2 separate regions of the Homo sapiens genome follow, and region 1 is linked to region 2. A link is an interaction called in ENCODE POLR2A ChIA-PET data of the cell type or tissue named here. Cell type or tissue: MCF 10A. All regions are shown on one strand. Links, peaks and the distances in the headings refer to the core of each region. The heading gives the core; the rest is flanking DNA. Region 1 overlaps LINC01449 (long intergenic non-protein coding RNA 1449). Region 2 has its middle 35 kb from the start of LINC01449.

Region 1 (15,796 bases), core at 2,597-10,596, 51 kb before region 2:
AGTCTGGCCTCTGGTTCACTGCATTTTTGGAGTTCCCTGCAGGAGAAGGACATAGGCTATGATCACAAGATTAAGAGAGGTAAGGGCAGAAAAGAAACTGATAAAAATAGCAGGGGTACTCTTCCAGCCGCTACTGTTGCACCAAAACCAAGTCCAAAAAGGTATACCAAACTTAGGATACCCTTAGCAAAATCAATAATCAGTGGATAATGGGTGTAGGAAAAGTTGGGCGTGGCAACCAGATTTCCAGGCAGCAGCTATTCTCAGCACCTGGTGATTCTGTAAACTAGGGAAGGGGATTCAAGTTAAGATGTGAGAATACTGGTTCAAGGTCTATGCCCAGATCAAAGGAAACTGACAGGAGTAAGCAGGAGAGCTGTGGTTCTTAGCCGATGGGCTGAAGCAATGACATGGGTACCAAAGACTGGAATGAAGAGATTGAATGGATGGACACCTAGAACCTGAGCGAGATTCCTGGAACAAGTGGGTCATGTGGGATGAAGGTAGGCAGGGCAACTAGACTTTTAGGTTCCCAGGAGTCCAGGACTCCAGGATCAGGACACCAAGATTTTTTTTTTTTTAGACCTCATTTTCTGGAGGCAAAGAGGCTATTCCTACATAACTTGGTCTGGTTTTTATTGAAGTTGGCTCTGAGATGGGGAAACAAACAAACAAACAAACAAACAAGCAGGCTATAAATGACCCAAACAGGTCTTCATGCCTTCATTCTCTCCATTAGTTCCATTTCCTCCTCCTCAGGGTCACTAGAGTTATCTTCCTGGGGTACATTCTGATCACACCACTTTTGTGACTTAAATTACTTGGTCATTTTCCATTGTCTACGAGATAAAGCCACACCCATAGCACAGTAAACGAGGCATTTCACAACCTGAGTCTAATTTAGCTTGCAAACCATGATGTTCCTCCTACTCTCTCCAGTCTCAATCCATGCAAACAAGGGCTGCTGCTCTCCTTTTGAACTCCTCAGGCTTATCTAATGCCATTGTTGCTGCAATCCTCCTGCAGCAATGCTTCCTCTTCTACTTTCTCTATTGGAAGAATTCCTATTCGTATGTGAACGTCCTTTTTATCATCAGCATCTTCCCCAGCCACAGAATGCCATTAATCATTTGGCTTTGTTCTTTTTCATTTTAGTTATTTGTTACTATTTAAAAAGAGTGTATTTACAATCTATCCTGTTTCAAAACAGGTTTGGATCTCATAAACAGTTATAAACAGCACAGTAATATAAATATTAGGATTTTGAGGAAAAAAAGAATAAAGAAAAACAGCCCCAGGGACAGAAAATGGAACCAAGAATGTGTCTGATCCAATCAAGCATACCAAGGAGTCCTGTACAGTTGCTAAAACTGGGCCACAAATTGAGCATTAGGCTTTCCCACAGCCAAGATGAGGAGAGAAATGTGGGTAGTCACACAATTTCTTTTGCCCATAATATAAACACCAAATAATTGGTCAGTGGATGCATAGCTATTCTTCACACTTACACTAAAAGAGAATTTTTTTCCCCAAGGTTTACTCATGAAGAATAAACTGCATAATGCAACAGAAAACACTCTCCACAAACATCTCTATGGGAGAAACAGCTGTTAGTATCCTAAGGCATGCCTTCAGGATTTATGACATATCAACAAAGCACAATCAGTCAAACCAATTCTACAGAGGAGACTGCTACAGATTATATAATTCTCAGTTCCCCTGACTTTGTTTAAAAGGGCAATATTTTTGGACTAAGATATCTGAAAATCTCTCCAGCTTCCTTACCTCCCTAAATTTAACACACATTTTTGCATACATTTTTTATTTTTGGTGTTCATAACCCTTTTAAAACCCTTGGGCCTCACAATTTAAGGATCTCTAGGGAAATAGACTAACTATCCTTAGGAAATCCTTTATACGTGTTGCTTTGCTAATACACAGATAATTTGTGTTTCCAGTGGAATCAGAAGCAAATCCCTTAATATGCCATCCTGTTGCTAGTTACGGAGGAGATGGGTGAGAATGGCATCTCCCAAAGAAAAACTGAGTCACCTATCAATGACACATAACTAAATAAAAGATCATCATACCCTAACTGGGAAGTCAGACAAAGAGAACTTATAGGCAGAATAAAAATTACCCTTATAAAATAATTTTTGAAAGCTCTCTAAAACATAAAAATGAGCCATTGAGGTCCAATTTTCTTCAATTTGTATGATCAAAATAATTTGTCTTACAAATTTTACAGGTGAGTGAAAGGGTTTCCCAGCTTAACCATAAAACAGCCTCAATAAAGCCCATATGATGCCTAGCTTTGATCAGGAGATAATTCTTGTGTGTGCTTGAGAATTATGCCAAGCTAAATAAATGAAGTAGCTTGCTGAATGAGATTGCCAATGATGTGTCAGGCAAACATTAAGGAACTTTCATTTTAGGTGATATTATCTGGCAATAATTAGATACAGCCAGTGCCCATGATTCCCTGCTCTTAAACACTGATCTAGGAATGGTCCAGATGTTGATTTGCAGGTAGGCATAGTGGTGCAGCCAATAACCTCTTGACATTCCTTCTGGTGCTAAGATGCTCTGCTTCTCTCAACAAGCCTGAGTATTAATGAAGAACAACATCAAAAGCCACAAATTAGAAGCAAATTTCTTAATACTTAAGATAATCGTTCAGCGTTTGGCTGTAGCATTTTAAAGCTTTCAAAATGTGATGACCTGGGTAAAGATTTCAATAAAAACAACAGTTCAATATCATTTTGAACTCAGGTGTTTATAAATATAACACATTATGATGCCCTGGTTCCATTTTTTTAAAACCCATTTTTTAAAAAAATCATTAAAATCCATTAAGAGTATCTTTGTATTAGAAGAGAACTGGGCACAGTGGCTCACGCCCGTAATCCCAGCACTTTGGGAGGCTGAGGCAGGTGGATCACTTGAGATCAGGAGTTCGAGACCAGCCTGGCCAACATGGTGAAACCCCATCTCTACAAAAAAATACAAAAAATTAGCTGGGCGTGGTGACGTGTGGCTGTAATCCTGGCTACTCTGGAGGCTGAGGTGGGAGAATCACTTGAACCCGGGATGCGGAGGTTGCAGTGGGCCGAGATCGCACCACTACACTCCAGCCTGGGTGACAGAGCCAGACTCCATCTCAAAAGAAAAAAAAAAAAAAAACATAACTGGCTGGCCACATGTAGGAGAATGAAACTGGATCCTCAGCTCTCTCCTTATACAAACTTGAACTCAAGGCAGATTAAAGACTTAAACCTAAGATGTGAAACTATAAAAATTCTAGAAGTTAACATTGGAAAAACCCTTCTAGACATTGGCTTAGGCAAGGATTTCATGACCAAGAACCAAAAAGCAAATGCAATAAAAACAAGGATAAATAGCTGGGACCTAATTAAACTAAAGAACTTTTGCATGGCAAAGGGAACAGTCAGCAGGGTAAACAGACAACACACAGAGTGGGAGAAAATCTTCACAATCTATACATCTGACAAAATACTAATATCCAGAATCTACAATGAACTCAAAGAAATCAGTAAGAAAAGAACAAACAATCCCAACCAAAAGTGGGCTAAGGACATGAATAGACAATTCTCAAAAGAAGATATACAAATGGCCAACAAATATATGAAAAAATACTCAACATCACTAATGATCAGGGAAATGTAAATCAAAACCACAATACAATGCCACCTTACTCCTGCAAGATTGACCATAATCAAAATATCAAAAAAAAGTAGATGTTTGTGTGGACGTGGTGAACAGGGAACACTTTTACAGTGCTGGTGGGAATGTAAACTAGTACAGCCACTATGGAAAACAGTGTGGAGATTCCTTAAAGAACTAAAAGTAGAACTACTATTTGATCCAACAATCCCACTACTGGGTATCTACCCAGAGGAAAAGAAGTCATTCTTCAAAAAAGATACTTGCACACGCATATTTACCACAATTCACAATTGCAAAATCGTGGAACCAACCAAAATGCCCATCAATCAACAAGTGAATAAAGAAACTTTAGTACACATATACAATGGAATACTACACAGCCATAAAAAGGAATAAATTAACAGCATTTTCAGTGACCTGGATGAGATTAGAGACTAATATTCTAAGTGAAGTAACTCAGGAATGGAAAACCAAACATCGTATGTCCTCACTGATATGTGGGAGGTGCACTATGAGGACACAAAGGCATAAGAATGACACAATGGACTTTTGGGACTTTGGGGGAAGAGTGGGAGGGGGCGAGGGATAAAAGACTACAAATATGGTGCAGTTTATACTGCTCAGGGAATGGGTGCATCAAAATCTCACAAATCACCACTAAAGAACTTACTCATGTAACCAAATACCACCTGTACTCCAATAACTTATGGACAAATTTTAAAAAATTTAAAAATTAAAAATAAATAAATAATTATGAAAGTAGGCAATACACTAAGTTGCATATAAAATATCATAAAAGATAGTGATATGGTTTGGCTGTGTCCCCACCCAAATCTCACCTTGAATTGTAGTTCCCGTAATTCCTACATGTTGTGGAAGGGACCCGGTGGGAGGTCATTGAATCACAGGGGCAGTTACCTCCATGTTGTTCTCATGATAGTGAGTGAGTTCTCACGAGATCTGATGATTTTATAAGGGGCTCTTCCCCATTTTGCTCATTCTTCTCCTTTCTGCCACCATGTGAAGAAGGATGTTTGCTTCACCTTTTGCCACAACTGTAAGTTTCCTCGGGCCTCCTTCACCTTTTGCCATAATTGTAAGTTTCCTGGGGCCTCCCCAGCCAGGCTGAACTGTGAGTCGATTAAACCTTTTTCCTCTATAAACAAAAACAAAAACAAAAACAGACAAAAAAGAGATGGATTTTTTAAAAACAATAGTTCTCAACTGGGGCACGATTTTACTTTACCATCCAGGGGACATTTACCAATCCCACATCTGGAAACTTTTTTTTTGTAGAGATAGGGGTCTTGGCCACGTTACACAGGGTGGTCTTAAACTCCTGGCCCCAGCCTCCCAAATCGCTGGGATTACAGGCATGAGCTACTGCACTCAGCCAAAGCGACATTTTTTATTGCTGCCACTAGAGAAGGGAGTGCTGCTGGCATCTAGTGAGTGGAGGGCAGAGATGCTGCTAGTATAAAGTTACCATGGTTTAGTTTATTTTAAAGACAGCCTCAAAAGAAGCCCTGAACTAACACAGTATGAAGGCAGAGCTGCTCTCTGATGCAGAGATGGGGGCAAGGTGAAGTCAGATGCCCAAGTCCAGCTGACTGGAGCTCGTAGTGGCCCCTGAGGTGTCTCTGCCAAAAACTGCACTCCACAGAGCTCAGTGAGGAAAACCTGATGTAGTGCACATAAAATGTGGCTTTAAATCCTTTAGATCTACATTATAATCCCCTGCATTGACTGCCTACTAATTTCATCAATTTGGGTAAGTGATTTACTCTCACCAAGCCTTAATTTCCTCCTCTGAAAAGAGGGAACAATCATGCTCACTTCACAGGGTCATTGTGGTGCTAATAAAATGTAAAACTCCAAAACCAGCACCTAAGACACGGTGCTTAGTATTTGTTAATTAATTTATTTATCATTTGTTTATTTTTTTGAGATGAGTCTCACATTGTCGCCTGGGCTGGAGTGCAACGGCACGATCTCGGCTCACTGCAACCTCCGTCTCCGGGGTTCAAGTGATTCTCCTGCCTCAGCCTCCTAAGTAGCTGGGATTACAGGCCCACACCACCACACCCAGCTAATTTTTTGTATTTTTAGTAAAGACAGGGTTTCACTATGTTGGCCAGACTGGTCTCGAACTCCTGACCTCGTGATCCACCAGCCTCGGCCTCCCAAAGGGTGTTAATTTATTTTAAAATAAATTCTTGTCATCCTATGAATGTCAGAGTTGGCCCCAGTAATACTGACTGAAAGATCTTTAGTGTTTGAGGCTTATGACTATATATTGATTCATTAACACATTTAAACTATTATGAAAGACTTCATAGCAACATTATAAAAAGAAAAGGAAGACATTTCAAAATCCAGTATTTGCAGGACTAGTCACTTACCAAAACAACCCATGCATTTAATTAGCAATGATCTATAGCTTGTTTCTACAAAACATAGATGTGATTTATTATTGTACCGTAGGCATGCAGAGTAAGAATGCAAAGTTTATAGCAAGAGTAAGATATTAGACATCTATTGTTTTGCTTGCCTAGACTAGCATACAAGCTTCTGCTGGGAAATCCTTCCTCTATTTTAACTTTGGGGTTTACGTGGGAGCTTCTCTTGGTTTATAAATCCTTCCCCTTGACTACTATTTATGGTCACTGGGAAAAGATACCTATTCCAAACTGGAAAGGCATTGGTGTCACCCTCTAGCCTTTCCCTACAACCATTCATCAGTGATTGGAACAGGTATGAACTCCTGATCCAAAATGTACCAGCAGATCCCTTTCCTGGGATTTTTGAGCTTGGGATCAGAGGGAGAAAAAACAAGTCTTTGGTCTCTCTGGTGGTGAAATTGGAACATATAACCCAGCAGGTGGGTTTCCTGCAATCTGAAAAAATGAAACAGGAAGGAGAGATGTGGGCATGTGTGTATATTGTAGTGGAGGCTGAGGGTAGGGAAGAGAGACTCCTCTGTCCCAGGTACAGGGCTAAGGCCTGGCCATACATTCAGCAGAATCCCCCTCCTACCCTTTCGTTTCCCAACATATAGTTATGTGAGTCAAGAAATTCTTCCTTTGTGCTAACCTAGCTCTGTTTGGATTTCTACCACCTAAAACCATAAAAGTCTTGACTAATTCAAGTGGGTTGCAATAGTTGGAAAAAAATGCTGTGTCTCTGCAGGTGTCTAGCTGGAGGCTAATTATAGTGAGGGCTAAAAGAGTAAGACATTAGTCAGAAGAGCTGTAGTTCAAATCTAGACCACCAGCATTACAAGTTAGTTGTGGAAACTTAAAAAAGTTAATTAACTAAATAATCTATTTAAGTTTTAGGTTCTTCATCTGTGATTCAGTCAGGGTCCAGTTAGGAAACTGAAATCACTCAGGTTATTTTAATGGAGAGAATTTCATATAAAGAACTGTTAATTATGTATAGAAGAACTGAGAGAGTGAAAGGAGGATTCTAAGGTATCATGGAGGGCACAACCGCAAGAAAGAGCCACCACCCATAGGGCTGGGGAATTAAGGAAAGAAGCTGGAACTTTCAACCCTTAGAAGCTTGGAGAGGTAGCTCTGTGGTGTGGGAATCCAGGCCTACAAGAAGGCCCAGTGTATTGCTGGTGTCTCTGAGAAGAATTTCGTAAGCCTGATTCTGAGTTGGAAAAACTGCTAGCTAGATTCAGCTGCTGCTCCAGAAAGGCAACCTCACTGCTAGAGTGAAGAAGCATTGGAGCAAGAATCAGACAGGAACGAGCAAGTCCTTCTCCCTGCTCCAGCTCTACAGTCTCCCCCAGTCCTTGCACTGGCAGAGTCTAATATGGTACCCTCCGACCAGGCAGAAAAGTGGTTTTCAGAATCCCAGGCTCACTTTCCCAAAGCTGATAGCAGAAGGGTGAATTTGAAACTGAAAGACAACAGCTCGATAATTGGCACAATGTTTAAGGATAATGAAACATGCTTCACCAGGATTCGGGGAATGTAATTGACATAAGTCTAAAACCGTTACCTGAAAAGAAGCAATCATGAACATAATGTCCTCTCTTCTGATAAAATAAATAAATAAATAAATAAATAAATATTGGTCTCATAAGGTTGCTGGAGAAAATAGTAAGAGTGTCTAGGTGTTGCTCCTCACTGAGGAAGTAGAGATGAAACAAAATCAACTTCCTGAGCACTAGTATTTTCTTCCTAGTTATTCCCTGCAAATCAGATTTCTCTTCTCTTTCATCATTTGCTTTCTTAGAATGTCTTTATTATCAGCTTTTATCTATCCTTCAAAACCCAATACATATTATTTTCCCTCTGGGAGCATTTTTCTGAATGTTCTAGCCCAAAATGATTCTTCTGTCCTCTTAGCTCTTCGTATATTTACTATGCTTTTCTTTCTTTTTTCCAAATAATGGTGAAATGTAATATGCCTAGGGTTCATAGATGAGCCTGGATCTCTCAGAATTAGAGAAACTTTTCAGATCCCTAATTCAGTTATGTGAAGGAATCAGTAAGAAAAAAATGATGGCTGAGCAGAAGGGCCAGCCATACAGTCTGCATCACAGTGGGATTAGGAAGTAAAGCTGAAGTAGCACACTCTCACGGATACCCAGCCCCCTGTCCACCTCCAAGCTCAGGGATAGGACAGTAATAAACTATCTTCCATTTCTAACTGTTTGTGAGGAACCTAAGAATATCCTGCTTATCTAAATTTGTATTAGTTCTAAAATTGAGCCTGTTTATGTCTGAATGAGGCTATGCTTGGCTATCGTTATGGGCTGCCGGGGATTGACTAAATTTGACATTGCTTAGATTAAACAATGCTTTGTATCCTCATGGGTCTCTACCTAGTTCTTTGATGAGTGAGTGTGCAGAAGAATTATATTCATTCTTTCCTGTGAAGATGTGCCTTCCCTACAGACTGAGACGGGCACTTTTCCAATCTTTTACCAGCTCTGTCCCAGGATTGCTCTTAGAGTTTTCTCTGGATCCAAATCTGAGACATTATCTCATTGTACAGAATTTCCACAATTCACAATGGGCCATCATCAGTGAAGACCATGGTGGAACCCAGAAACTATATGGGTGAGCAAAACGTTCTACAGATGAACACTGCATTCTTCCTGGAATAAACCCTTCTCATTTAAAGATTTCCTGTGACAGGTGATAACAATCTTCTCCAATTACTTGTAAAAGTAAGTTGACAGTACAAAATTTCTTTTGAAGGCACTCTATTAAGTACATTTCAAACAATGTTTACTGTCAAGCCAGGAATTCATGCCAGACAGGTAAAATCACTTTCCTTTATAAACCTATTATTAGCATCAGATAGACAATCGGGTCTGCAGAAAGAGTTTTCATTAACATTCACACATTACCAAGGGTCAAATATTTCATCTTTTGGTCCTTTCATATATAATCCCAATGAAAAATATAGGTATTATTTATTACTCTGTATACGAAGTCCTATGCTAATTGGTTTATACATGTATTTGACACTGAGATAAAATACTTACCTTGGGTGGAATCCATGGCCTTTGCTAATTTTTAGGCCATGTTCTTTATGCAAATGTGCTTACTTTATTAGTTTTGCTAGAAATGCTTACTGAATGTGATGATTTCCTCTTGGTTCCTTGCTTTCTCCTTTCTAGGCAAGCAATAAGTAGTGAAATGAGGAAAGATGGTTTCAAAACATACAAAACCTGTTCCTTGTGTAGATACAGCTTAAAGAATATAAACAGATGGATTTCTCCCACAGGACAGGTCATCATACCATCGGGGGAAAATGAGTTGGCTGCTGCTGAGTTAAGAAGCAATGAAGTCATTGCTATGCACATAATTAAAATGTGATATTTCAAGAGGAGTGAATCCAAGGAGGAGAAAAGAAAAATTACAGATAATACATACTGTGGTTGTGGCTTTGAATTAATATGTGCCTGGGTGCAGAAGAAGCAATGCAAACAAATGTCAGCCATCAAAAATAGGCAAAATGACAATACATTTAACTCGTAACTTTATCCCCCTGCCCCCACCACACATGCTTAAGGGTAATAGTATTCATTTTTGCTAAGCTCATTTGAACTATGTAAGTGTTGTTAGCAGACTGGATTTAGAATATATAGAACAGCTTGATGCACCCATTCCAATGTCTAACAGAAGTCCTGGTCAGTGTTTAACAAGACAAGTCAATTGAAAAGACCTGGGCTGTGTCATGCCCCTGGCAATGATGCAGTGATGCTTTTGTATCTACATCTGAATTACTAATTGGATCAATTCAGGAGAGAAGCTCTTCTTGTGGCTGTTAATCAGCTTACATAGGTATGCTCCTTTCTAGGCAGATTTAGGCCTAGATAAAGATGGGAACACTACAGGATTTTGAACAATAGCCCTTGTCCCTTACTTTTCAGGAAACTGCCTAGTAAGGAAAAAACAGCAGATACACAAGCAACTGTTATCTTGGGTAAAAGAGATTCTTTTTTCTTGGGACCATATCAGTTTTGTGTTTACAGATCTTCTAAGGCTATATCTATATGATGACAGGCTTTCTGGTGAAAGCTGAGAAATTCAGTTGCAAATATGAATGCTACAAAATGTGTGGCTATTTGGCAACAGGAAGATCAAACATCTGGATCTTTGACTCAGTTTTTCCATTTTCACCCAATATTTTCATATCGTGAAAAACACCAATTAAAAAAAGCAGCCAATCTGGTGTTTTGGCTTTCTTACCAGCCAATTTGTATCTCAGAATGGTTGGTCCAATTGATTGTGCTGCTTTAGATGGCCAAAATGAACAGATCAAGATAAAAATAGTTGGTTAGGTGGCTGTTCTGATCTGGTTCAACCAATATGGTGGAATTTTAAACTCTAACTGGTACATGCTTTACAAACACAAGTAATTTCTAACGTCTCAGAATTCAGCAATCTATGATTGGAGGTAGATAACTGTCACGTCTTCCCATTTCTCCAGATAAAGAAATGGACATATATAAGGTGATCTGCTTTGGAAAACACAGCAAGCTGGTGTTTTTTCTCTACTAGAACTTGAGGGTTTCTTCCTCAGTGGGGATTTGAGCTAGCAAAGTGAGACCAAACTACATGAGTATGCCCAGAAACAGAGTGGCTGGCTCAGCTTACTTTTGAGGGTCTATGGAAAAGGAATACTGCAAGACTACAGAGAAAAAAAAAAAAAAAGTAAGAGAAATCTTACTGAAATTTTGTTTTATTGTGTCCTACATTAAGACTTCCAAATATTCTGATTTTGGAGAACAGCCTACATTTGGGCAGGGCGGGGGCTATGAACCAATGTTAGTAAACTAAATGCATTTCATTTCAGAAAATGAAAGGGCGTATGTATTAGGATTGAAAATATTGAGGTTATGATACAATTTTTGTACAATTGCACTTGAGTAGTAGATCTAATATTAAGTGGTAGAAGTTCTATTCAGGGAATAGATAGATTTTTGGTAATATTTGAGTAATCAGGAACTGTTTTTTTAAAAAGTGCAGTTATATATCTAAGTACATCACCTTTGCATAAGATATGCCACTTTTTCCAATAAAGATTACCTAGATCTTTGAATACAAGTATAAACATTTTTGTAGGCCTGTATCTAGAATTCCATATGATGATGATTCTATAGCTGCCTTCAAGGATGGCATTTTTTTCCTCTGGCAAGGAATCTGATGCTATGGAAAGATTAAAAAAGAAAAAAAAATACTAAGTCAAAGAATAAAATTGAAATAATATTTAAGGAAAATTATTTTCTTTCCATGTATTTTTAAATTTTGCAGCTTTCAAAATAACCCAGCATACAGTACCCCTCAGATTGACTGACTCATCCCCATGTCCACACACTTTCTTTAAAAACAGAAAAATCATTTCTGAAAATGATCAAAACATAACATTTTGCTGGAACAGATGCCTTGCCTGCGCTCTGTGCCACATTTTTGTAGTATTTAAAATGAACGTTTCAGTTTTAAACATGGAGTGACTAATCGCCAATGGGGAGGAAAGAAGGTCCTGTGGGAGTCAAAGCCAGGGTCTTCCTCTACCCCATTCGTGAGAAACACTGGAGCTTAGAATTCGTGCACACCAAACACTTCTCCTGGGGCTGTCCTTCTCAAGATCATTTTTCAACGAGAAATGTTTTTGAGTATTTGACTATTGAGTTCAAGGAAGGGAGTAATTTTAAATATCTGAGACTGATATGCACTTTTTAATGATCTATTTGTTATTTAATTTTTGCATCTTTTTTTATATCCCTTGCTTTCTTTTAAGTACCATCTGCATTTTAACTTTTCAGGATACATTCTAAACCCCAATTTAGTACTGTATAGTACAATTTAGTATCCCAGATTTATATCTGTTGTTCCAGCATTAAGTATTAGCTGTGGTCCCTTTCTCTCTTAAAACTGGATCTTTTATAAAAGTAAAAAGTAGAACCGAAGATACTACAGGCTGGGAAAGAGAGGGGGAAGGAGGTCATAGAAAGAGATTTGTTGAAGGATACAAAATTATAGCTAGATAGGAGGAATAAGATCTAGCATGTGATGACACTGTAAGATGAATAGTTAACAATAGTATATTATATCATTTCAAAGAGCTAGAAGGAGGATATTGAATGTTCCCAAAACAAAAAAAAAATGTTTGAGATGATAATCTGATCTATACATTATGTGTATCAGAACACCACTGTGTACCCCGTAAGTATGCACAATTATGATGTGCAATTTTTTTAAATTGGCCTGATTTGGAAGGTAAATTATGTGGAAACCCTAACTGTAACAATCCTCTCTCCAAGAAAAAATACACAGGATTTAATTTTTCTCATGTTACATTTTTTACATCAATGGATTTAATGATGAAAGGGTTAAAATCAGGTGACACTTTAAGTCACATAGACATCTCCAAATTTCTACAAGTCTAAAAGAATGGCTGTGATGTGTACTTTTCAGCAGGGTATCTATCACTGTGCCTTTGCACTCTAATATTCTGCCAATCATCACTATACAGATCGGTAACTCGCCCAGGAGATGACCTCTGTCCCTCACTTCCAGCTCTGTGTCCATGCCTCTGAAACCTGGACGATCATCTGGGGAAAACATTTTCCACAATGAAGATCTTATACGTCACTGCAGCATACTAGGATCATATAAACATCCTAATAATAATAAATAATAATAATAAGTATTAGTCATTGTCAGGTCATATACAGTAGGACCAAAGTGCTGAATTTATTCATAAATGTTTTGCTCATTTCTAGCATTAGCACACCTGCAGGTTTTGGTGTGCCATGGGCTCCAGAGTTTCTTTTGTCCCAGTGAAGTTACTCAAATTCTATAACTTCCGCTCTTCAGCGGGAAATGGGGTATTCATGGAAATAAATTATCAGACCAGTGTACTGCAAATTTGAAATGTTTTTAAATGGTAAGGCAATTGGGCAGAACCTAGAGTTTGCCATTATGATGATATGCCAGTCTACCAGAATTTTGTAATAATAATTAAAGCCAATTTGCTACCAAGGTAACAATGAAATGTAGACAGAGTAGGGGTCAGAAATGGCATTTAATGATCCTCAGTGTTGCAGTTTATCATAAAGCACTCATACCTCATCTTCCTCACATTATTGGTCTAATACTATATCTACAGTGTTTCTCAGGGGCTTAACCACACATTACGTAATGCTGAGTTTTCCAGAGAGGAGTCATGGCTCACACCCTCAGAGCAATATGGTGAATATATAGAAGGGCTATGGCCAGGTGTGGAAACAGACAGGGATTGGGGCTATGCATTCTTACTTCTTTAGGTCATCCTCATGTATCATTTTTTTTTTTGGAAAGTACCATATTAGTGGATTCCTGAATTACACAAGACACTCTTTGTCTCTCCCAAATGAATGGCACCTAGACCAGAAGGAATGGTTTGATTGTAGGATAGAATGGAGGAATGGAGAAATTGACAAAACATTAACCTAAGCAGAAACTGCCTAACTATCTTGTTTCCACTGAAACTCTGACATATAAAATAATCAATACATTTTTATAAAGTAGTTAAAATTTATTTTTTACTCTTCCTCATACTAGAAAAGATTTGAGAAGATTGCACATGTGTCACATGCAAGAAGAAGTCAGAAAAACTGAAAGATGTGACTCTTTGGCATCGAATACCTTAAAATGCTGTTGAGAGTCAGCAATATGAAGTAATTGTCCTATGTTATGGGAGTAAATAATTCTTTGCTAAATTATGTTACATGAGAAAATGTGACACATATCTGAGACCATCTCAGGTATTCCAGAGTATATCATATATTCCAGAATTATAATGATTTCTTATATTTTATGTCATTTTTCTATAGGTCCTCTTTCTTCAGACTGAAATATAGCCTAGAAATCTTGAAGACATCTAGAGAACAATCACGTTGATGAATATGTGCATACTTAATAATGCTATAAGAAAAGATAAAGAATAAGTGGGGTCTTAAGTAATTATACATTGGTCAAAGGAAGAAAGTTGAATATCTCAGGCAATTGGCACAAGACAAGGAGGTCCCAGGAAATTTCAAGACACTAAGAACGCGAGTTTGAAAATGTCATGGATTAGGAGAGTGGAAGAAAATAAGGTTGCATGCATGGGGATTCTTGGAAATCTTTAAAATGGGGCAATGCAGGAAAGACTCATCCCAGGGACCCCCAAGGCTCTGATTAAGGAAAGTGACCCGGTATCGTTGAATTTAGAAAGGTTGGTCCAGTGTTATAGCATAAGGCAGGGAAAAGGCAGAGATGGGGAATCCAGACCAAAAGTTGGTGTAATTATCCAGTTATGAAGTGAGAAAGACCTCAAAAGCTTATTTTTTTCAGTCAGACAGATATATTTTGCTGTTGACTTGTATGGCTTGGCTTAATCAGTCACTTGCCTAATTTCAATAGACATACATTTGGGTAAAGGTAGTTTCTAAAAACCAAATCACCTCAAAGAACAAAGTTTGACCATCATTTACAACATTCTAAAGAGCCTCACATAGTATTTTAAAGCAATGGCAAAACATGAATGGCAAAAATATTTTCAGCATTGACATCATCAAAGAAGAGAACATTTTGGTCTGCCCTGCAAAAACTGTCATATTACAGTATCACAGCATTCCTCAAAGTGCATTGTAGAGCATTGATTCTTTGAGGACATTAGTAGGTATTAGGGCAGGGAAATTATTGTGTGTTCAAATATATTTGAAATGTGAGAGTCAATAAACAAGATCCTTACTGTAAGATTTCTCAGAATATTTATATCCCAATGGGGATGTCCCCATTATCCAAGGACAATATCCCAATGGCCTTTGTGCATACATGTTGGAGCTCTAGCATGTAGCATTTCCAATTAGATTTGACCATGGCACTCTACTTTCATGTCCCATCTCCTAGTACTAGTGTGTCACTGAATGCACAGTAAGAAATGCTTGTATATGCACATAGAAGATTACATTATAGTCTTTTGTGCCATGTAGATATATAGATAAAACATATTTTAAAGATATATGCATGTGTAATTTCATTAGGATGAAATTATTTCATAACTGCAAAGAATTCAAGTTATTCATCCTTTGCTAATTGCCTTTGGCTTTAAGGCTTGTCAGAATTCTTCTGCTCATTAAATTCATAATCTCCTTCTGAGGGAGCGTTGAGGACGACTTCACTGGAGTGGCTCACCCACACACAGCCCCCAAATCAGGCTGTTCATCATCTGAGTGTTTTTCTTCAAGCACACAAAGAAACTATTTTCTTCTGGGTAGGGGCTTCCCCTGACCTCCCACCCACCCTGGTTAGGTAAAGAGTCATCCCCAAAGAGATGTGTCATTCTTGGAACAGAACATCCCTTGGCAAACATTCACTGAGTAATCATTCAACTAGAAGCATAAATCTACCCCGAGGGTCGGAAAAACCCATAGTGAAAGAGAATAATGGGCAAAGGGAATTGCATTCCAGGCTATTAAAATAGACACGGGCACTGAAGTGAATGTGCTGAAATGAAACAAAGGGAATTCTCCAAAATTCAAACATGGAACTCTGGGTGATAAACTCTCGACCTGGTCCTGATTAACTCTTAAGTCACTCAGAAGAGATCA
Region 2 (15,796 bases), core at 4,760-12,759:
GTTTTCAAATCAGATGTATCAATTATCTTTATATGAGATAATCATGTACTTCTAAAATTATTTTAATCTTTTTTTTTCTGCATTCTTTCATTGACATAAAGACTTTTTCATGGCTGCCAATTTCTGATGTTGTCAATTTGGTTCTTGATATTTCTAATTTAGTTATTCTTTACTTCTTCTTCTTTTTAATTTAGTTTTTATTTTTTTGTAGAGACAGGGTTTTGCTGTGTTGCCCAGGCTGGTCTCCAACTCCTGTCCTCAAGCAATCCTCCTGCCTTGACCTATCAAAGTGCTAGGATTATAAGCATGAGCCACTGTGCCCAGCCTAATTTAGTTATTCCATAATTATTTTATTTTGATCCAGAATTTATTTCCTTAGCTTTGAAATTCATTATTTTTTGTTTTAAAGTTTTGTTCTTGATGCCTTTCTTTAAAAAAAAATCTGTTTAAGTTATAGAAAGAAAAACGCCCACTGCGGGGATTTCCTGGCTTATATTGCCTTATGAAATGTAAGCATGATCTGTCTTAGGCATGCTCTTCTCTTCTCCATCATTATCACAGTGGAATTTTTGCAAGTTACCATGAGTTGGTGTGCTGGAGCTGGTTCATGAGAGTCAAATGTTTGCACCTCTTTCTAATTTCCTAATTGGCTATGGTGGGGTTATTTACACCATGGAAATTAGCAAATGCTACAAATGCTCTTTTTGTTTTCCCTCCAAGAGCTTTTTATTAAATACTTACCTGACCTGCGCATTACTTCTTACCATAACATAGATATAGATATTATGCAACTAGTTACCATAATATTTTTTAACAAAATCTAAAGAGTCTATTAAATCTTTGTTCTAATGAATTCTCCTGGACATTTGTGTCACCTTTTCTTGTCTTCCTCCTTAGAACTTCAGTATGAAGTCAGAATAATGTGTGTTTTCTTGTAATTTTCTAATTTTCTTTAAGAGCTTGGAGAGAGTGAGAGCAGGGAGCACTTTTGTACCTCAATACGCAGTTGTGCTTGGAGGGCCTGATCTTGGCTTTGCCTTCAACAACTTGGTTAAGGGGGTATGTGCTGGAGTTTACTTCTCCTGGGCACCTCTTCCTCTGGTTTGGGTTACCTTCAAAGACAGAAGTTCCTTCCTCCCATGCTCATTCAGGAAGGATCCTCAGAACCTCAACATTAGCTCCCAATTCTCCCTTCCCCTGCTTCACCCTCAGCTCTCAAGCATCTGTCCTAGTCCTCTCCTAGCAAGTGTAGGGCAAAGATCAGTAAATCCCATGGTTGAGGGCCCCAACTTCTCATTTAGAAGAAACCGGTGCAGCTCTTTGTTTAACTGGGCTGCTCTGTGTGCCTTTTCTACCAGGGCCTCAGAATACACTCCCGGATTTTTGGGTTATTTTCTCCTGTCTTCCATTCAGCTAAGTGCCTGTGTTTATTGGTGGAGTTTACCTATTTATTGGTGGAGAAACTAAGGTGACTCCAATTTTCCAGGTGGAAGTCTTGCCCAGTTTTTCATTTGTTTGACCTCAGGTGAGGCTTTGCAGTATTGAAGAGGGGCTTCCAATTTTCAGAGATTTTCTTTTCCTCCCATCTCCTGCCCAAGAACCTATACATACTTCCTCTGTCTAAGTGTCCCTCAGTTAGGGGGTATTAATGGAGTTTTGGTCTAGATTTTTCCACTTTTTTCCCAAGATTGATTCTGAAGGTCAGGTTGAAGAGTCACACCAATTCTCAAAATTAATTCTCTGTCTTTCCCTCCCCTCATTCATTACTTTTTAGTTTATGACCTTAAAGTTGCGCCTTTTTTTCTGCAAGATGTTTGTGTGTGCATCTTTGCTGATGTCTACTTACTTTGAGTTTGTTTGATTTTAGGAAATAGATACTATGCAATCCTTTTTCTCTCTACCACATTTCCTGAAATCTCCTACAGCCCCCCCCCCCGCCCCGCCACCTTTTCAGATGATACTGGTCAAAGAAAAATGAAGATATGATATTTATAATATTACTGGGTGTGTAATATAGAATTGGGTGACTGTTTTTCCTACCATTCTTCATTTACTCCAAATAGGGCTGATTTAAGTCGAAGAAGTAAAGGGACTTCAGGTTAAATGCATTCTGACTACTTTAAGTTCACAAAAGCCTTTCAAGGGACTGTGAAGCTCAGTTTGAATTGGAATTATTCTACGGGGAAAACAATAGTTCATTGACTGTATATTATTTTAGGGATTGCATTTTAGACATTAGGAAAAGCTACCAATTTGTACCTACTACTCTACCTTGAAGTACACATATTTAGGTCAAACATATTTATCTGTTAAGAGTACAATTATGTATTTACAAGATATGTTTAAACATTTGCAATGAATTCTTCCCATTCCAGTTCTCTTTAGCAAGGTTTTGAGTTCTGTGAGGAGCTGAAAACCTAGAGATGTTAGTTCCTGGCTCTATCAAAGCAGACAAGACCTACAAACATGGCCCTAAATAATCTTGGGTACCTAGTGAAATTGAGAAGATCAAACACATTCTGTGACAACAGCATCTTGTATCTTTCCTTGAGCTCTGTACCTCATATTGGTAGAAGCATTTGAAATTAGTCCATCAATGCTGAGAAGTTTAATCAACATGTATTGGGGCCTCCTTTGGGTCAATCTCTTTATACATCTTGTCTCATTTTATAATGATGGCAACTTTGAAAGGAGATATCCTGATCCCCATTTGAGAAGTATGGACACAGAGGCTTAGAGAAGTAGTAGAACTTACTGCAGATCACAGTGTAACTGTCCAGTGGGTTTTTTCTCAATCACTGCTCAGATAGAGCCAATTTTTCAATATAGAAAAATTGCAATTGAGAAGAGTTTAAGAGCTGGCTACACAGGTAACTGGAGTTTTATTATTACTCAAATCAGCCTCCCTGAAAATTCAGAGGCTAGGGTTTTTCAAGGATAGTTTGGCTGACAGGGGACTAAAGAATGAGTGCTGCCAATAGGCTGGAGGATGCAGTCATAGGGGTGTGGAAAATGGTCCTTGGGTGCAGAGTCTGTTTCTAGGTGGGGGCCACAGAGGAGTAGCTGGTCCCTGTGTGGCCATCCAGTCATCAGAAATGCAAAGGCCTGAAAGGGCATCTCAAAAGGCCAATATTAGGTTATTTACTGGAGTATTGGGGAAGTTACAAATCTTGTCACTGCTGGAATAATGGCTGGTAATCATCTAACTATGCCTATCATCTTAGCAGAATTCAGGCCCCCCCATCCTCCTAACCTGATGGCCTTTCATTAGTTTTACAAAAGTGATTTAGTTTGGGGAAGGGAAGGGCCATTATCATTTAAACTATAAATTAAATTTCTCCCAAAGTTAGCTTGGCCTACCCTTAAGACTTGGAATGACCTTGGAATGACCAAGGGCAGTTTGGAGATTAAAGGCAAGATGGAGTTGGTTAGGTCAGATCTCTTTCACTGTCATAATTTTCTCACTGTTATAATTTTTGCAAAGGCAGTTTCAACAGAGCTAATAAGGCATACAGACAGACTTTTAATCCACATCTCTCTAAATTCTTTTTATTATTCTATAATGCTTCTCAGAGGAGTCAAGAACCCTCCATCCTTGTTTACTGCAATTACTCTCAATAATGAATTACTTACTGCTTGTCTATCTGGCCACAGTGATTCAGACTTAAGGCTACTGTGTTTGATTGGATTTGTTCATTAGGTTCTGTCTGAAGGATATGAGAGACTAAAAACAGCTCAACATTAGTTAACTTTACTGACACAGAACTTGGGCAATTGACTTCATCCGTCTGTTTTAAGAAACTTGCTGAATCTTTACAAAGACAGCCAAACTGGCCAGGATAGAAACTTTGTATTTTCTGTCAATGTTTGAACCATACATACTTGTTCTGCTATGTGTATAATGTCATGAAAGTCCACACATGAATCACATATGGCTATTTGGGTCATAGTACACTTTTAAGAAGAAGGTGTAAAAATTGAAAGAAACAAAAAACCCTTTAGTCTATTGTTTTACTACATATTACTGTTCTTCATTTGATAGAGTTGATTTTGTTCATGAAATTTATTGCTTTAAACAAAATGAGTCATTCAAAATGTGATCAAAATAAGGATGTTTTGTAGTATCAGTGCAAAAAAAATAACAAATACATGTATGCATGCTGTGCACCTGGAACAAAGGCAGGATGTATAAATGCAGCCTTCACTGGTCTTCAGAATCACTTTTACATGTACAAATGAACAGGAAAGTAGCCCTTTTGTTGTTTGAAAATAATCGACTTCCTGTAATCCCAACACTTTGGGAGGCCAAGGCAGGCGGATCACCTAAGGTCAGGAGTTCGAGCCAGCCTGGCCAACATGGTGAAACCCCATTTCTGCTAAAAATACAAAAATTAGCCAGGCATGGCTGCAGGCACCTGTAATCCCAGCTGCATGGGAGGCTGAGGCAGGAGAATCGCTTGAACCCGGGAGGCAAATGTTGCAGTGAGCTGATGTGGCGCCACTGCACTCCAGCCTGGGTAACAAAGAGCGAAAAACTCTGTCTAAAAATAACAATAATAATGATAATAATAATTGACTTCTATCTTGCCTCTTCTTTCTAAAAAATTAAGGCTCAGTGTGTGACAAGGAGAAACAGTGAAATATCAGTTCTCTGAGAATGGGTTGTCACTAAAAGTTGGCTTCGAATCACCAGATTCAAGAAGCATGGAAGAAAAGCCAGATGTCAAGTCTTTAATATACTTAATGGAGATTCCCACTGCTCCCTCCAGTTAGAGAGCCAGATTTAAAGCCTGTGGGAGAGCCAGGGGGTCAAGGCACAGGGAGGTCTGGCCCAGAGAGTCCAGAGGATGATGACAGGATGGAGGAAATATCTGCACAGAGCAGATACACCCTAAAACAGTCATCAGACATTTTGCGTCTCTATTTGGGACGACCTCTTCTTATTAAAACACTCAGCCTCTCTGGGGAAGTTCATAGACTCAGGAGAGGTATTGCTTTGTTCTAAACCAAAGTCTGAACTATTACTTGAGGGTCATTGAGAATACATCACAAGGGCGTCATCTGTTCCAATGTTTTCATAATTTTTCCCCTATACAAGGTTGGCCAGGATAAAATCTAGACAGAAAGGTAATGATTACATAAAGGGAACAGTGAGCTATTACCTTGCTCATTTGTTGATGCGAATGATATCAGATAGTTTTGGCCACAAAACATGCCATTAGATCTAAATTTTCTAAATTTATTTTCTCCACAATATGTTTATTAAAAATTCACTTCTCCAAATTCACGTATGTAGATCCACAAAGATTTTGAGAGTCAAGATTAGAGTTAATATTTTGAAAAACAGTAAAACAATGACAACTTTATAATGTCTAAAAACTGGAACTTACTTGGCACAGGTTTATTTTGGTGAGGACATTTCTTTGTGATGAATACTAATAATAAAGGAATAAAATGTAATGTATTTTGTAATGGATTTAAAAATGTCACTAAGTGCAAGCATTTTCATCTCATTTCCTTAGGTAAGTGGGAGAAATCTATTTACCTTCAGGTCTCTTAAAATTATAGTCACTTGCCTCTGGACAGTTGCAATCCGATGGACAAAGAATTAACAAGAAAGAGCATTTTTGGTGCCCAAGAAAAGTTTTTATCAATAGTTTTACTTGATTCCAAAGACACCATTGCAACCTGAAATTATGACAAATGTGCACGTGGTCAAATTTTGAGAACATTGAATTCTGAAGTCCCACTGGCCTCAATAAAGAAGGCATTAATCTAAGGAAAATTAAACTGTTTCCAGTGAAAATATAATCAATCTCTTTGTTTGGTCATCTATAGAGCAAATTACCGATATCAATTTCTAAATTCAACTCATTTGTAGACAGACCTGAACTTCACTGGAATATTCTGGTGGAGGCAAAAGAACAGAGGGAAAATTATTGCAATCTTGTAAGGGAAAAAAGACAAACTAGGCCAATTATTGTAATTATAAGAAAATATACAAGAATAATTTTCTGTCGAGCCTAGGCAGTCCAATAGATTATGTGTAAAAGTTGTGGCAATTTAAAAAGTAACCATAATCATATTAATAATGGTTTGAGATCAAACCATTGGATGAAATACACCTTGTATGTATAAAGCAGAGAGAGGATAAAATTTTATTAGATATTTAAGGCACCTTTATTTGAAGTTATAACTATTACAATTCAGGATGGCAAATGCAAAAAATAAGTCAAGATTATGGGATAAAGTTCAGTATCGTATAATTATTTGGGAAGTTACAATAATTTCATTTATCTGTAAATGAAGGAACTCCAATGACTGGATAGCTTTTGTTTTATTTATCCTTTTTTTTTTTTTTTAAAGTACTAAGCTACATTCACTGTGACTTTGGCTTGTGGGAGAAAGAGTCCATGTCATTCTTGTTGTGCCTGTAAATGCTTTTTGGAGGGCTTCCTGGCTTCTTTCATTCCTGTACATTTACCATTAATTGTGTTTAAGGTTTGGATGAGGCAGGGACCCAGAAGAGACATTAAGCTGCATCACTCAATAAAACATTGCCTTTTCAGCCTGAGGCATGACCCTCTGGACTTAGGTGGGGTCGCTGTTGGGATATCAAGGTCTGCCTGCCCCAAAATAGCAGTTGCCATGAAAAAGCCAGGGTGGGACCTTCAAGTACTGTACAGCATGGGCAAACCTGAAGCTCTTTTGAGTGGGAGAAAATAGCTCAAACTTTAAAACTGGCCTGAGGAGCAGCAAGCAGGTCCCCAGTGCATTCTTCACAGTGCTTTCCACCTTTAATTTAGATATTTCAAGGGAAATTTAATCCATATGTTTTGGATTCATTTGGGCTTAACTCATAAATATGCTTCATCAAGGACTGCCAAGCTCTGTGTTCCTGTTCACTAGAATCAAGTAGTTTCACGGGACAGCAGTACAGACAGAGGAAATTTGATATCCAAGGGTCCATCACCCAAACAAGAAAAAGAAACCATCAGGTTCAAACCACTGTGTGTAAATAATCCTAGAACAGTAATTTGCCCTGCAACACTGTCATGGTAAAATAAGCCACTTATGCCTGTAGGGAATACATACCGATACACAAGCAGTAGATACATGTCCTTTCCCAGAGACATATCTCAACACATGGACTTTATCATTGTCAGTTCCAGAAAGGTTAACAACTCAAAGAAGAAAACAGAAGTTTCTACCTTTTTAGCATCTTTTAAAATCCATACATACTCTTCTCCCTCTGTCTCTCACTTTGTCTTCCTGGCTCAGTGTGTCTCTCGTATAAACATCCCCTTCACTGGGACTCTACCAGGCCACAGGCTGAGAATCCCTGTACCTTCTGGATACCACTACTAGGTCAGATAACTTTGACCAAGTTTACTTTCTTAAATTTGTGTTGCTCAACTGATACTTTTCCAATATAAAATGATATTGTATTACTGAATATGTTTTTGTCCAAACCACATTTTTGAGATTATTTTATGATTTCCTAGGGGACCACCCCTTACAGGTAAAGAATCCCTTCTGTGTTCACTTCTTGGAATAATGCAAGGGCAGGGTTATCAATGAGAATGGTATTTGGCTCCTACCCCTTATTGACTGATTGATTGATTTCCTAAATGTTATAGATTCAAGATGACCAACTTCAATGTCCTTTTAATCAAACACTGTCATTCAGGGCAATAGGTGATTTTAATACTCTGTATCATAACATCTGTGTTTAGGAATTTTCATAAGTAAAGAACAGGAAATCCATGGCCCATTTCCATATCAGTTCAAATTTCTTGTGCCAATGACACCGAATACCTCAAAGCATCTGAGGGCATCTAGTAGCCAAATACATTTCAGGTATTAGAGAAGCCTTGGCATGGTTGTTATCTTGATATTCTCATATTATAGAAAGTGAGATGGGAAAGAGTAGCGCAGGGTGTTATGTCAGATGGGATCCAAGGATCTACACACACTGAACTCACAATTTTCAGTGAGGATAGACAGAGGAATGATGGTGGACAAAAGCCCAACAGTTGCAGAGTTAAGATGGCTTGGGCTAACATTGTCCTTAGGCCATATTCCCTTAGCATTCCTTACCCCAGAGAGTGCAATAACAATTATGATGTCTATTGGTTTGAACGTGTGATTAAAAAAATAAATAATAATTAGATTGGACGACTGGGTAATAATATAAGCTCTAACTATCTTTTAAAGTGCTCAACATCGTAGGCCAAATGTCCAAAGATTTTTGACTCATGGAAAAGAATGACATTGCATTTTCCCATCAACAGGAGAGAAATATACATACTCTGGTTGCAAGACACAGCAAGATAAGCAAGTTCACAACAGTGTGGCATCAACTCAGGTTGTTCTTTTCTGCAGGTGGAGCTTGGTATCAGGTGATGCTCATTTTCCACCACTGTGCCTTTTACAGTAGGAGACACCAGTAGTGAACCTTCGCAGGGCCCAACATGGTAACTGTGTTTTGCCTACAACCCTAAATTCATCCTGGTGGGTGTGGTGATTTGATGAGGTATAATAAGGCTTCAGGAAAAAGAAAGCAGAGACAAAAGATGAAAGAGAGAGGAGAAACCAAGTAAGTAAAGAATGTTTATACTAGTTTCCTAGCTGGTGAGAGCTACCAAATCCCTCTCCTGGTTTCAGTGCAAGACAAACAAGGAAGGAATCGTGCCGCTCAGCATTGGTTTGAAAGCACCGGATTGAGGCAGTCTCAGCCTGAGCTGGCAAACCCTGCTGGGAACCTTGGCAAATTTACCTGGGTTACTCCAACAACCCTTTCCTCCCGCCTTCCCCACCCACAGCCTGAAGGCATTAAACTGCTTCTGAGCAGCTGGCCTGGACTCTCCCTAAAGCCACACAAAGCAGCATTCTCCTTACTGCCATTACACTGGTGAACCCTTCATGGGTCAACATAGCTGTCAATTACAATCCCATTTCTTTCAAAGGGCAGTTTTAACTTTTAATATGCTCCTAGGTGTGTCAGACATTATCTATCTCTCTATCTATCTCTCTATCTATCATCTATCTATCATCTATCTATCTATCTATTATCTATCTATCAAAAAAGGCTATTAGGTTTATAAATCTTGATTTCTAATTTTTGCAACACTTCTATGAGGTAGGAAGTTGCAACATATTTACATCTAATTGACGTTTTCATGTCTTACAGGTGGTCAAAAGTGGTTTCCATTCAGCCTTGGGTAGGTCTCCCTTTTTATCCTCTGAAATACCCTAAACAGGTAATGATTGAGTGAGGTAGAGACCTTTTGAGGTGAATGTCCTTGGAGAGAGGCTCTTACTAATGTAAAAGCGCTTAGCATTTTGAGCTGTGAGACATTTCTTTCACTTCTAGTTCCCTTTGGGGTATTACCAAAGGGAGAGATGCAACTTACCATCTCAACAAGAAAGTCAGAATCATGAATCAGGACCCACAATGCAAATGATTTCATAAAGCTTGGGAAACAGTGTAACTTCTTTCTTTTCCTAGGCCCATTTTGCCTGTATTGAGATCAGTAATTGGATCCTCACCCTGAGGAAAACATAGGTTCTTCTCCATGGAAGCAACACACAGTGAGGAAGACAGAGAGACCATGCCGTACTACACAGCCTGTGTTGTGAACAACAGAACACCAAGGATCTAATGATCCAGTCACAGTGGAAGTCTTCTAGGAAGAGAAATGCCAAGCCAGCCCTGAGCCAGGGAAGCAACTCAGGCTAAAAACAGAAAGAGCTGATAGGTTTTAGGACCCTTCATTTCATAGTAATGGTGGAGAATTACTACCACAGTGAAAGGGGGTGAAAGCCCAAGATTGGAGAGTGTGGAGAAGCAATGTGGTAGTAAGAAAACCAATTACTTCAGCTCTTCAATCCTGGGAGGTTTTGAGCTATTAAGGGTGTGTGGTGGATGCCTAATTTGTCTGTCTACCTGGAACCCATCCTTGCTCTTTTGGTAAAACCGCCTGGATTTTTCCGTGGAAAAGCCTTCCCCCATCCTCAGTGTAGTCTGCTCTCAGGCTCAGTGTGGACAAGTATCCTAGTTGTCAGTCATTGTCAGTCAATCAGCTTACCTGGCTTCTGGCCACAGTGATTGGTACAAGACTGAGCAGATGATCAATTCTTTGTCAAAGACTTACGTCAGAGCTATCGGCAAAAAATAAAAAAGAGGGGGAAAAGGTTGATTCCCTCTGGACTTGCATCCATGAGGATGAAAAAATGTGAAGTGTCAGGAACTACAGGGCAAAACTGAGTCCTGACGGCATCCTTTGGGTTCCTGGATCTGCCCTGTGGTTGGGCTTTTCAGTTAAGTAATCACTGACCTTTCCTTGTCTGTTTAAGCTCATTGCACTTTGGTTTTCTGTCACTTGCACCTAGAAATCCTGACTAGTACAGAAGAGCATCAAGTAAAAACAAAGTGACTTATACAAAATGATAAAATTTTTAAATGAGCAGACAGATTAATTTAACTAGAGTGAGAGTCCGTATAAGAGAGTAATGAGAAAACCATATGATCATCCCAATAGATGTTGAAAATGCATTGGATAGACTCCAACACCATATGTGATTTTTTTAAAAGAAACAAAAGACTTAAGTAGAAATAGATAGCTATGTCCTTATCATGATCAGAAACATCTATTCTAAATGTCACCCTTGGTAATAAAACACTAGAGGCCTTCTAATTAAAAATAGCCAAAAAACTAGATAGGTAGGTAGATAGATCAACAATTTATAGATTTGATAGTTGCACAAATTCCTGACAGCTATTTTTCTTATGTTGTTCTTGGAACTTTAACAAGTGGTTCTGAAGTTTATGGAAGAAAATGCTGAACAGCTAAGGCATACTCTAAAAGATATTAAAATATATTTTAGTGCAATAATAATACAAGTAGTATATCACAGGCATAAAAATTGATCAACGCATCAGTGGAGTTGTTCAATAAGTGGTTTACTAAATTGATGGTTTGGCAGGAAATGAAGTTAGTTTTTATTTATTAAATATTTAATATTAACTGATATTGTGATACAAACTTTCTAAAAAGCAGTAGAAAAAGCAAAAAGAAGAGAAAATAGAGGAAGTTATTACACAAGAAATTATTAGTAGGTTACTTCAGCTATACATTAGGTTTCTTAGGAAAACAGAAAAATAAACAACAAACTGCAAGAAAGAATTACAACAAATGTCAGGAGATGAATATTCTTAATATGCAAAACTTTTTTTTCCAATTCGATATGAAAAATACTTATTTACTAACAAAGTCCTATGAAAGGACATGGTTTGGCAATTCTCAGGGCAAGGAAAAAATTGCAATGGTTAATACAGGAAACAGGCACTGTTGCAATCTGTTAATGGGAAAAAAAATTGTTTAAACGTTTCTAGAAGGCAATTAGGTCATAAGCATCAAGAACCTTAAACATTTCATACTTTTCCACCCAGTGATTCTGTTTTAGGATGTCTCTTGAGGATACAATCGGAGATAAACAGCCAATAAGGGCAAGATTGTTCAGAGCAGACTTACGTAAAATGGCAAAACTTGATCCAACTGAATAAATAAATTATAATACATCCATTTAATTTACAAAATCATAGAGGTATTTTCTAACACATTTTAAAATTTATAAATTTTAGAGCATGAAAAAGAATATTATTTATAAAATATAGGTAATGTAATTATAGGTTATTTTCATTTTAGTTTATTTTAGTTTGTCTTTTTAAAGAAACATCAGAAAGAAAACTGAAAGGCAAATTCGTAGTTAGTCATTTTAGATGGTCTCCTATTAATACAACTGAAAACTGCCATGATTTTTAATTTTCTTAATCAAAGTATACACTGAATATATATAAGTATGTGATTTTTAAAAAATTGCATGCATTTTCCTTTCAATAAATGCAATTTATTAAGCATATGGATAGTTGTAGTTTTAATGTTTTATATTTTATTTAAAGTTAACCCTCACATTTTATACAAAGTATTTTTCAGAGGCACGTTTTCAAATAGGACCACCAAGCTCAGTTGTGCATGTACTGTTTATGTGGATCAATCTTGTCACCTTAACTACATGAAGGGGTGGGGGAAAATATTCTTTTTCTGTGGGTTTCTTGGTAACCATGCTTAGAAAACATCTAAGGGGGCCGGGCCTGGTGGCTTATACCTCTAATCCCAGCTCTTTGGGAGGCTGAGGTGGGCGGGTCACCTGAGGTCACGAGTTCAAGACTATCCAGGCCAACATGGTGAAACCCCATCTCTATGAAAAATACAAAAATTAGCCCGGTGCAGCCGGGCGCGGTGGCTCACGCCTGTAATCCCAGCACTTTGGGAGGCCGAGGCGGGCAGATCACGAGGTCAGGAGATCGAGGCCATCCTGGCTAACACAGTGAAACCCCGTCTCTACTAAAAATACAAAAAAATTAGCCGGGCATGGTGGCGGGCACCTGTAGTCCCAGCTATTTGGGAGGCTGAGGCAGGAGAGTGGCGTGAACCTGGGAGGCAGAGCTTGAAGTAAGCCGAGATCGAGCCGCTGCACTCCAGCCTGGGCAACAGAGTGAGGCTCCGTCTCAAAAAAAAAAAAAAAAAAAAAAAATTAGCCTGGTGTAGTGGTGCAGGCCTTTAATCTCAGCTACTCGGGAGGCTGAGGCAGGAGAATCACTTGAACCTGAGAGGTGGAGGTTGTAGGAGCCAAAACTTCAGCCCAGACAACAGAGCGAGACTGTCTCAAAAAAAAAAAAAAAAGACAGAAAGAAGAGAGAAAGGAAAGAAAGAAAGAAAGAGAGAGAGAGAGAGAGAAAGAAAGAAAGAAAGAAAGAAAGAAAGAAAGAAAGAAAGAAAGAAAGAAGAGAAAGAAAGAAAGAAAGAAGGGAAAGAAAGAGAGAAAGAAAGAGAAAGAAGGAAGGAAAGAAAGAAAGAAAGAAGGGAAAGAAAGAGAAAGAAAGCAAGGAAGGAAGGAAGGAAGAAAGAAAGAGAGAGAGAAAGAAAGAAAGAAAGAAAACAGAAAATATCTAAGGGAAAAAATTAAAAATATTTAACGTTAAAATCAGGAGCCATTCTTGTACTTTCAAGCCTCTCACAATACCTGGTACCATGAGAAGAACCCTGTTGGGGTGTCAGTTAGTATGTGCGGATGCAAAGACAAGCAAATACTTCAGCCTTTCTACCCTTTGGTTTCATCATCTGTGAATGGGGATTATGAAAACTATCCACATGAAGCCCCCAAAAGGGTGCATGGCACCCAGTCACACTGTGGACATTTGCTCCACAGACTCCCCTCAGCATCCCTGGCACCGCAGAGGGACACACAGGCCACGGATGCAGGGGGAGTGTGGTGCCAGCTCTGTGGCTACGCCCACTTCCCAGGTGGTCTCCTCTCTTTACCCTGGCTGTGTTTTACTTCAGGAGAATCTGACCTGGACCCGCCCAGGGCAGAAGCAAGCGTCCAAGCTGCTCTGATGGCTGACCATGTGATTAGAAATGGATTCCTCTGTGAGCTGTACGAATCATTTATTGATAGCAAGAGTAGGTAAGGAATTTCCCATGCTTGACACACAGCTACAGCCTGGCACTCAAATGCAAGCCCAGTGCACGTGAAGGCAATCCACACCCCTGTTGCCATTGTCAGTCATGCCTCAAAATGCCCTGAAGTTTAGAATAATGTACGTGTTAGATGTGCTGAGTCCAGCTGCTAGCACACGGCTGACCCTAGCCTGCGGGCATACTGCCCAAGCCATTTCCTGCATGTGGCATGGAATTGGAAGTGAGGGAACATGGGTGGACAGAGGAAGGCTTTATCATGTTTTCTAATTGATGAGATATTTTTCAATAAAAGTTTTTGCTAACAATATCGCCTTGTGTTCCAGGGACAAAGCACTTATATTACACTAATCTTTAGGCAGGTGCCATTGTCTGTGTGATTTATTTACCTATAAGTCCTTTTTGAAAACCTCGAACTGAGGTACCATCTTCAATACTTCCTCTGTGAAAATGCAAATACTCAAGGCATTGTTGAAAGATATACTATGCCCCATCTATTGTTCTTACCTTCCCAAGGATGATTTCTGAGAGCAGGCTTGACTGGGAAGAAGGGTGCCACAAACACACTAGTCTCTGGAGGTGATGGGATGGTGAGGATGAAGAACATCATTGAGGAGGGAGGTGAGGAAGGGCATTGAGAACCTTGCTCTCATCCTGAGGGCTGGCCCAGGCTGCCCAGTCGGGGCTTGGGCATAGGTGCTGCTCCCTCTCCCCCTGTACTCCCGCTCCGATGGCTCCATTCCTTTCATCTCTGTCCCTTTACATGTATTTGTATGTGTTCGGAACTCCTTTGAATTTTCCTCCTCATGGTTGAAGACACATTTTCTCAGTTCCTTGATGATGGCCGAGGCTTGCGCATTTTGGTATCTCTCTGGGCTAGAGTAAAGGGAAGCAGAATAGAAATTCTCCTGACAATTTAGTCATGTCTGTGTCAGAGGAAAAATGGGGAATAGTTGTGAGAGTTTCAACACATCGCTGATGATACATGGGGTGTTAGAGGAATCCCACACTTACTATTTTCTCTGAAGTGTATTGAGTCTTTTCCAAGTGTACCTGTGTAAGCAATCACCTGATGTCCTAACCTTCTCCTGCCACACCTGAAGCTGGGAACCGGGAGTGAGGTTCCAGTGAGAATGCTGACCTTCAACCAAGGGTGAATAATGCCAGTGAGTTGTCTCAGAAAAGCCATTGCCATAGGTGCTTTTCTCAGATACCCGAATTGAACTTTCTCATGTCCCATCAGCACCTTGATACCAGCACAATCAGGGGCTTTTAAATATACCTGGTGGACAGATAACTTATTCCCTTTTTCAAACTAGGATACTCTCGGCTACCCACTGTAAACTAAATACTCCTCTTCTTGGAAATTCAGAATGGGTCTGTGTGATATCAAACACCTATGCTGGGAAAAACAGGAGCAAACAAAGCCATAAGGGACTGCCTTTGAAATGGAGCCTGGGAACCACTCAGCCACACAGCAGTATTTGTTTGCTTTCCTTGTTTCCTCAGAGCTGTGCTCACCTGGAGGCAACAACCTGCACTTTGTCATTTGCTGAGATGAGGAGGGACAAAGGAAGGGAGGCACTTTATCTGGCTTGTCAGCATTCCCAATGGGAGAGGGTTTAAAGAGTTCATATCTTAAGTAACCCTCAACCTGCTGTTTCTTTCACTTGGGGATATGCCAAGGGCTGTGGCTGACTCAGCTTGGGCCCAATTCTGCAGTCATTACCTAAGCCCAAAGTTCCTGATTCCTTGGTTCCTCCAGTGGGGAGTTTTGCCACATAGAGAGGGTAGGGACGGCACCTTGGCTGGGACTAGCACTGCATTAGTTATGTTTGAGGCTGTTATTTTCCTCTGAACTCTAATTGTTGGTATCAAAAGGATTAAGGGGAAAAAGCAGCTCTCTTTTCCAGGAGCAGCCCAGTTGGCAACATAGTAATCCCTCCTTGCTCCAGCAGGAGAGTAGGGGAGGGGGCAAGAGCCAAATCATTAGACTCTTTTGGGTCACAAGGAATAGACATAGGCTGTCCACCTTATTTGAGGGCTGCTGCTTGAAAGGAGACAAAATGAAGGGATCATTCTTTACTTGGACTTAAATGCTATCTACGGCAAAACCCAGACCTTGCTGATCGAAACGCCTCATTTTCCCCAGGTCAAGAGCCTGTGATTTTCTCTTCCCCAGGGCCCTGCCATATTGGTGCTGTGCCTCCTCCCTGTCTCTGTGATCAAGTAATCTAGTGACTGCGTATTTT

Evidence for each region. Peaks named below come from ENCODE experiments on the same cell type or tissue, not always from the same donor. Only the 100,000 strongest peaks of a DNase experiment are listed, where the experiment ranks them.
Region 1: POLR2A ChIA-PET joins it to region 2 with 6 read pairs; 1 of 35 experiments calls an interaction of 5 or more read pairs at or near these places.

What each region holds. Positions count from the first base shown.
Region 1 is chr7:41,108,014-41,123,809 of GRCh38, reverse strand. It overlaps LINC01449 (long intergenic non-protein coding RNA 1449), which reads right to left. Exons shown (of 6, transcript NR_110832.1): 3 at 11,247-11,366; 4 at 4,527-4,843. LOC105375241 (a long non-coding RNA gene) reads left to right here. Exons shown (of 4, transcript XR_927190.1): 3 at 8,701-8,875; 4 at 14,036-14,942. Among named protein-coding and RNA genes, the nearest start is that of LINC01449, 14 kb to the right of the region's middle. RefSeq lists an enhancer at 15,301-15,796. In MCF 10A, for the core only: no CTCF peak of the experiment used is centred there; a DNase peak (open chromatin) is centred at 6,829.
Region 2 is chr7:41,058,874-41,074,669 of GRCh38, reverse strand. No RefSeq gene overlaps it. Among named protein-coding and RNA genes, the nearest start is that of LINC01449, 35 kb to the left of the region's middle. RefSeq lists enhancers at 8,129-9,328, 14,660-15,511. In MCF 10A, for the core only: no CTCF peak of the experiment used is centred there; a DNase peak (open chromatin) is centred at 8,789.